Regions from separate parts of the Mus musculus genome. Here region 2 is linked to region 1. The links are chromatin loops, found by intact Hi-C in ENCODE. Cell type or tissue: gastrocnemius. All regions are shown on one strand.

The links. Hi-C counts contacts between places; a loop is a spot of excess contacts. Peaks named below come from ENCODE experiments on the same cell type or tissue, not always from the same donor. Only the 100,000 strongest peaks of a DNase experiment are listed, where the experiment ranks them.
Region 2: a loop joins it to region 1, with 2.2 times the contacts of the local background. A loop is called at or near these places in 1 of 42 quality-filtered maps.

Annotation. Positions count from the first base shown.
Region 1 is chr3:39,007,405-39,011,404 of GRCm38, reverse strand. Fat4 (FAT atypical cadherin 4) reads right to left here. Exons shown (of 17, transcript NM_183221.3): 17 at 1-2,424. The coding sequence ends at 563. Among named protein-coding and RNA genes, the nearest start is that of C230034O21Rik, 120 kb to the right of the region's middle. In gastrocnemius, no CTCF peak of the experiment used is centred here; DNase peaks (open chromatin) are centred at 656, 1,030, 1,252 and 2,274.
Region 2 is chr3:39,076,038-39,080,037 of GRCm38, reverse strand. No RefSeq gene overlaps it. Among named protein-coding and RNA genes, the nearest start is that of Gm30011, 82 kb to the left of the region's middle. In gastrocnemius, no CTCF peak of the experiment used is centred here; a DNase peak (open chromatin) is centred at 1,911.

The DNA.
Region 1 (4,000 bases):
AAGCTTTAAAGTGCGGAACAAAATGACTTATTCTTAGTACCCACCGTCATGTAAAACAAGCCCTTATTGTGTCTGAGCGACATCACATATGAATCTATTCATCTGAAGAGTGTTAAATGTGCAGCCTTTCATCCCTCCAAGGTGGGAAGTCCTCCTTCCTGCACTCCACACGGGTTGGCTAAACTTAAATGATCTTGCAAGGTAAAACACAACCGTAACACTACAATGGAAACAAGCAACCCCACTGTGAAAGCACAAGCTCGAGTCTACAACTGCAATGGTATAAACGGCAAAAAACCACAAACCAAACACAAAGCAACACTTCCCAATGTTGCATGCCCCAAAACTCATCACAAAACAAGATGCATGCAGGAGGATCATTCCGTTCCACTGAGCACATTTAAATTAAAGAGTCAGTCGTTTGGAGTCTATGTGAGCAGCTTTGTGGTTAACTTTAAATGTGTCCCTGGCCACCGGTCTATACTGGCCTGTTTTACAAAGGTGACCCCCGCTGGTGGGAAGCCACACCGTGCTTTGAGTGTTTCTTGCCCACACATACACCTCACACATACTGTTCTGCCTCCCCATCTTTGGCGGCTGGTTTAGCTGCCCCACTTTTACCTTCTTCGTTACCAGCTGCTTTTTCTGGGAGAGAGGCCAAATCTTTAAAGACATCCACATAATGACCAAAGCCTGGGCCCCAGTTCAAAAGGTTGTCCCAGTTGAAGTTGCCTGCCTGCTGCCCCAGCTTCAGGGTGCTGTCTGCAGCCCCAGACGCTGCTGCAGGGGTACCCACTGGTCCCCCCTCAGCCCTGCGTCCATGGTACCTTCTGGGTTTCAGTCTGGCTCCATAATTATCTTCGTCATCTGCATCGGATTCGTTGACTTGAGATAACTTGGGCATCCTGGAAGTGTAGACCACGGGCTTCTCCCTGTCGTATTCCATTTCTGAGCACGTGAAAGAATCATGGGAGTCACTGTCAGAAGACGATTCTGGGGCAGGGATGCCATCTGCTGGGTTCCTGGTTCTGGACAGGGGCCTTCTACAGTCTTCTTCAGAAGAGGACCTCCCATGGTCTGCACTGCAGATGCTGGGGTTTCTGGGTCGAGGGGTGTTGAGCCTCTCTACCTCCTCTATGGAGAGTCCCACGGGAGGAGAAGATTCTAGAGGGATCTGTGCTATGGGCTGTTTGAGGCGACTCCCTGGTCTCGATCCATGAGATGCCATGGCCTGAGGGCTCTTACTTCTTCTCCCTAGCCTGGTGGCATAGTTGAACATGCCAGGCTGGCAGGGGTCCCCATGCATTTCCAGCGTACCCCCATCCCTCAGAGGAAGATGCAGTTCCCGGGCTGGGCTGTTCCTGTAGAAGGCAGATGGTTTGGAGAAAGGAGCTGGGCTGTGCCTGGACAGAGGGTTGGGAGTGGGGCAGGCCGAGTGGCTAAGGGAGCTGGTTCTTAACCCTTGGCCATATGAAGAAGGCTGGTAGGTCAGACTGCTTGCTCCCAAGGGCATAGGGGACTGCCTGGCGAAGCCCAGAGGACTGTGCCTCTGGATGGAAAACTTAGGCGTGTGGCTTCGGAACTGTTTGTAGTGCTGGATGATGTCTGCATCTGAGGGCGCGATACTGCTGGCATTGTCGATGTCATAGTGCTCAATCTCCTGCTCAGGGGAAGCCAGCGGGGCACTAGGGATGGTCTCTGAGTTGTGGGGGATGTCAGTCTCATCGAAGATTAGATAGGGGTTCTCTCGCTCTATGATGTCCGGCTTGGGATTCCCCTCAGGTTGCTTCCTAACAGCTAGGTCATCCCCATAGGGAGGGATGTTGTCTGGGTCATCAAAAGCTACATTCTCACTGCCCTTTTTCTTCTTCTCCTTCGGCTTCTTCTCCTCTTTGGGGTTTTTGGGCATCTTTCCCCTGCACTGGTTGCATAGAATCAAACTGAGGACCAGCAGCGCTAGGGCTGTGGCACAGCTGCCCACAATTGCAGGCACTGCCCACAGAGGTAAGGATATCTCATCTGGACCCTGACTCTGGACACACACGTGTCCCCCTGGACTTCCAGCCTTGCACACCTTGCCCTGAGGACAGAGAACACCGAGGCAGGCCACCACCGTCTCACAGGTCCTCCCTGTGTGCGACTCTGGACAGCTGCAAGTGTAGCCGGAGAGCAGACCTGGTTCACAGCTACCTCCATTCTGGCAAGGGTGGGATGCACAGTCACCAGGAGGGACACATTTGTAGGCATACCACTGGTTGATACACAGAAGATCGCCCCAGCAGGGGTTGCTGGCACAGATGTTAGGGCCCCGACAGCCGATCTTCACTGAAGGGTCTGTTTTGGAGATGGACGCCAAGCTGTGCTTCCCACTGAAGGGGAGGCTCTCTCCACCATAGAGCACTGAGGCAATGCAGCCATTAAAACCTGTCAGGGCGATAGAGTAGGAGGCAACTTAGAGAAAAGTAATCACTTCTGAGCGCTAAGATATGAGGAAGAGAAGCCCTCACAGACACCCAAGAGTTTCTCAGCGATGCGCCAACTCAAAGATGGGGAATGCATATCCTCTGAGGATAACCCAGATCAGTGTAGTTTGGTAACACATGGGAAGAGTCAGAATGTTTAGGAAGGTCTCCTCGGCCAGAATCGTCTTGACCCTTCTCTCTCTCTCTCTCTGTTCATCCATTTGACGATTTAATCAGTTTATTGGTTTGATTCTTACAGGTCAAAGACCAAGAGTTACCACGAGATCAAATTTATTTTATGAACATCAGAAAGAACAAAATCAAGTCCAATTGCTACAACTACAAGACCATGGGGTGTGCAATCATTGACCATATGCCTTCCAAACAGCCAAGTATGGGTCCTTGTGAATCAGAAGAAAAAACCTTGGCCATAGTGTTTGGGGATTTCCCAGGAGGGGAGGTAGCTAAGACAACCAGTGTTGCAAATTGTCAGGATTCAGGAGTCAGAAAACAAAAATATCCCATCTTATCTATACCCACCAACACTCACTTACACACATGGGGGTGACATCTCTAGCCCAGCTCTATGCCGAGTCCCTCAAATCTGTTCAATGCCCTTCAAAGGTGCTTCAACTCCATTTGTACCATAGCAAACCCCAGGATTCCCTGAGATCCGCTTCACTGTTCTCTTCTACAGCCACCTTCCTTGGTAGCACTAAGTTGGTTTGAGATGAAAAGTCAGAATTCTCCCGGATCTTTACTGAAGATGCCCTCCAGATTACTTTGGGTCCATTTACTTGGATGTCACATCTTGGCCATCCCACTAAGACAATAGCTTTCCATAATGCAGTGCTTTTCTGATACTGGCTGCTAACACCTCATCTTGGGAGTCCTCCCCAGTTCATCCTCATAAACAGCCTGAAAGATGATCAATACTACAGCATGCTTAACTGCAATACTCATTAAATTCTTACTTACTCTTCACTGTTCTGCACGTGAAATAAATAAGTCCACTCTCTCCAGCCAGAATACCCTCTTTTATCCCCCAGTTTTATTATCTGCCTTTGTGCTCACATTTTTCCATCAATTAAACCTTTTGGCACTCTTCACCATACTTCTGACTTAAGAACACACCGGTTTCTGCATTTCCCTTTGTACCACTGACCTAAGGTAACATCTACATCCTGTGAGGACCCTACCCTACTCTGCTGTGTTACCTGGGAGACTGGCTTTGATGAACACAGGAGTTAATAGACAGTGGTCCTGAGGACACACCAAGCATCAGAGTAGCCCATGCTTAAATCAAATCTCAGCAGCATAGGCAAAAGCCATTAATGGAAGTGATAGTGCCCTGACCCCAATCTCTCTAAAGACAGTTATGTTGATGAGAAGATTCATAATCACAGTGTCATAAATCCAACTACCTTTGTAAAAACTACACTGTGATGGAATTACTCTGTGGAAGTAAGTCATATAAAATAAACTAAATTTTACCCCCATCCTACCTCCTTTGCTACAAACATCACCTACACTTCGAA
Region 2 (4,000 bases), 69 kb before region 1:
TGCTGTGAGATCAAGGACACCATCACTTCATTCTTTGTGGCAATATCAAGATCCTCCTGTCCTTGGAGAGCCCCTACCATTTACTTCAACTGCTTCTTTGTTCCTCTAAGAGTTGGCCAATTTTCAGAGTAACCATTTTAAACATGGGGTGTAGTAGCTGTCTCTCAGCAGACCCTGGCTCCATCTGAGTCCCAACACCTACAGATTCTTGTCTCTCTTCTCAGTCTATTCTTAGTATTGATCTGCTATTTGCCCTGAACTTCTGGAATTCACCCAGCTGGACTGACTCAAGAATTACTACACAGAATTTGAGTTGCTTTTCAAAATTTGACATTATATTTTTCCATAGTGCATGGGAACATGAGAAATGCAGAGTACTTGTTGCTATGGTAACTGTCTCATGGTGCTGAAATAGTGACCCAGGGCCAGATCCCTTGGTTCCCTCATTGGTATGCCTGATTCCTTCTCAGATACTCTCTCCCACTATCAGAGACCATAGCTATAGCCTCTCAAGGCACACCATTCCCTATACAGAATAATTTAACATGCATATAAACAAAGGTAATTTTGAGAATCAAAGAACAAATTATAAAGCATTTATAATCTTCAGAAATTAAAAGGGAGTAAACAAAACCTACACAATCATATGCAAACAAATGTTTAAAAACAAAACTATTCATGTCAACAGCATTTGATAAGCAGTCAACCATTACTTCGCATACTAATTTTTAAAATTAACTGTTTTAAGTTAACCATAAAAATATGAGTAATTAATATATATGATCAAAATAATAAGGTTGAAATGATTGTTTTAAGATGATATTTATGTTTGGAACAATGGAAATGATTTACTTGTCCAGTTTCCCATAATTTTAAATCTAAGAATATTTTTTTAAGTTATTAAATCTTCAACTCAAAGGGGGATGGCTTCTGGGTTTATGGTTTGACCTCCTCTTGTATTTTAGAAACCTCCAAGTGGTTGTGTAGGGCTACACTGGCCCACATTCCCACCATCAAAGTATGGGAGCCTCTGTCTCCCCAAGGCCCCTCACACTTGCTTCCATCAGCCGATCAGGTTCTAGCCATTCTAATACATGCATCCTGGCATTTCACTTCAATTTCCATTTTCCAAATGACATATTGGAAATGTCTGCTGGAGCTGCCATTCTCCAATATCCAAAGTGAGGGAATGATAAAAAATAAACCAATATTTTCTTACAGTCACAGGGGCTCAACGGCTATATCAAGGAAGTAGTGTGGTTAGTCTCTGCCCAGGACTTTGGTCCTCGCTGGCAAACTGTTGCTGTGTGTCTGTGCTCCTACATGGGACCCTTGTATCTGAGTTACTAGCTCTGGCATCTCTTTCATTATGAAGACACCAGCATCATTGAGCTGTGTCCTACAATCATTTGAGCTCAATTCTCTTCTTAAAGACCTCAGTTATAAAGACCACATTTTCTTTTTTAAATTAATTTATTTTTTACACTCAATATTTTATTTCCAGCCCCCCATCCACCCTCAAACTCTTACACACATCATACCTCCTTCCCACACCCCTGTATCAACATAGATGTCCCCAGCCCCTACTCCACCTGAACCCTGGGGCCTCCAGTCTCTTGAGGGTTAGGTGCATCATCTCTGAATGAACAGAGATCCGGAAGTCCTCTACTGTATGTGTGTTGGGGGCCTCATATCAGCTGGTGTACGCTGCCTGTTTGGTGGTCCAGTGTTTGAGAAATCTCAGAAATCCAGATTAATTGAGACTGCTGTTCCTCCTACAGGATCACCCTTCTCCTTGCTTCTTCCAGCTTTTCCCTAATTCAACAACAAGGGTCAGCTGCTTCTGTCCATTGGTTGGGTGCAAATATCTGCATCTGATTCTTTCAGCTGCTTGTTGGGTCTTTTGGCAGGCAGCCATGATAGAACTGTTTTTGTGAGCACTCCACAGCCCCAGTAATAGTGCCAGGCCTTGGGATGTCCCCTTGAGTTGGATCCCACTTTGGGCCTGTTGCTTGACCTTCTTTTCCTCAGGCTCCTCTCCATTTCCATCCTTGTAATTCTTTCAGACAGGAACAATTATGGAAAGATCCCATTTTCAAATGAGGTCACAGTAGGAATGAGAGTTTCCTCATGTGAACATGGGGAGGAGGCCATGCAAGCCATCACGCATATGATCTGCTTCAGCTTTGAGTTTTCATGCTTTACATCTGCACATCTTTAGCATGGTGTGTTTAGCCTTTGCGGGCATTTTTAAAGCAGTTGTTCATTTCTCCATTTTGCTCTGGATCTCCATTCTCTGTACACTTCCTCATGATCCTTCACCAGATAAATGTTTCCCACATATACAGTTCCAATCTCAGTTTTGTCTTTCAGTTCTCTCAACCCGTGTTTGCACTTTGATTTTCTCTCCCCACTTAGTTCTGCTTGATGAAATTTCCCTTGTTGTGTTCCTGCTCTAGGTCATGATAAGAGGGAGAGGCTACAGTCCATTCTATACTACTTCAAGCCTGTGAAATCACACATCCTGTAAAGAGCTTGGCCCTTGAGAGTTTTTCTGTATTGAAAGGACACCAGTCTCTGAGATCTTTATTGAATCAATATAAATCATGAAAACTGCCACAAATTCAATAATTAAATTATATTTTTCTTTTCTTTTTTTGCTTTATTGTCTTTTTTAGTTTGTATGCATGCTCCCCAAAAGCCAATATATTGTATAACTAATCTCTAGGGTAGCAACTCTTGGGTGGCGGTGAGATATTTGGGAGGTTAAGATTAGCGGCCACTCCTTAAGTCACAAAGGACACGGCTTTCTGAAGACTCTGAGCTCCCTTTCTTCTGCTTCCTGAGTTGAAGTAACTGACTTATCCCATAGTGCACCTCCACCACAAAGTACAGCCTCCCCTTCAGTTTTGGATTGGAGCATCTAGAACCATGAGCCAAGCTAAGACTTTTCATAAATTGTCTCAGTTGCTTTAGTAACACATTGTTCTGCAAAATTTTATGATAGGAGTATGCCATAATTTTTATGATGTTCAGTAGTTCTCAACCTTCCTAAGGCTGCAACACTTTAATACATCTCCTCATGTTGTTGTGACTCTCAACCATAAAATTGTTGCTACATCATAACTATAATATGCCACTGTTATGAATCATAATGTAAATATCTGATACCTGGAATATCTGATATATGACTTGAAAAGGTGTTGTGATCCACAGGTGGAGAACTGCTGATATAAACAGCATGATCTAGCTTTACAGTTTTGTATGGTTTTGGATAGCTTTAAAGAGTAATGAGTGTTCTGTGGCAAGCATCCTGTGCCACTTGACCTCCCTCACCAATGCTCTTATATGTGTGAAGATTAATTCCTGTGGGATATGACAAAGGAAAAAGCTAAAGCCCTCACCCAAACAAAGGAAACCATAGTGTTGGGGCTGATGCCACCATAAGACAGGGACAATGAGAAGTCTCAATCTATAAGGGCACAATAAAAAAACAGCAACCTAAAAGCCAAACATAGATCCCTCCTTCAACACCAGAATATAAAGCACCCAGAAACTTGACCCCTGAATTTTCTACGTCAAAACTGTGAGAAAAATGGCTTGTGTTACAAGGCCTTTTGCTTACAGTATCCTCCTAGACTCCCTCAAGCACTGTACTGACTAGTTTTGTGTCAACTTGACACAGGCTGAAGTTATCTCTGTTGACACAGAGAAAGGAGCTTCAGTTGGGGAAATGCCTCCACCTGATCCAGCTGCAAGGCATGTTCTTAATTAGTGATCAAGGGGGGAGGTCCCCTTGTGGGTGGTGCCATCTCTGGGCTGGTAATCTTGGTTCTATAAGAGAGCAGGCTGGGCAAGCCAGGAGAAGCAAGCCAGTAAGTAACATCCCTCCATGGCCTCTGCATCAGCTCCTGCTTTCTGACCTGCTTGAGTTCCAGTCCTGACTTCCTTGGTGATGAACAGCAGTATGGAAGTGTAAGCTGAATAAATCCTTTCCTCC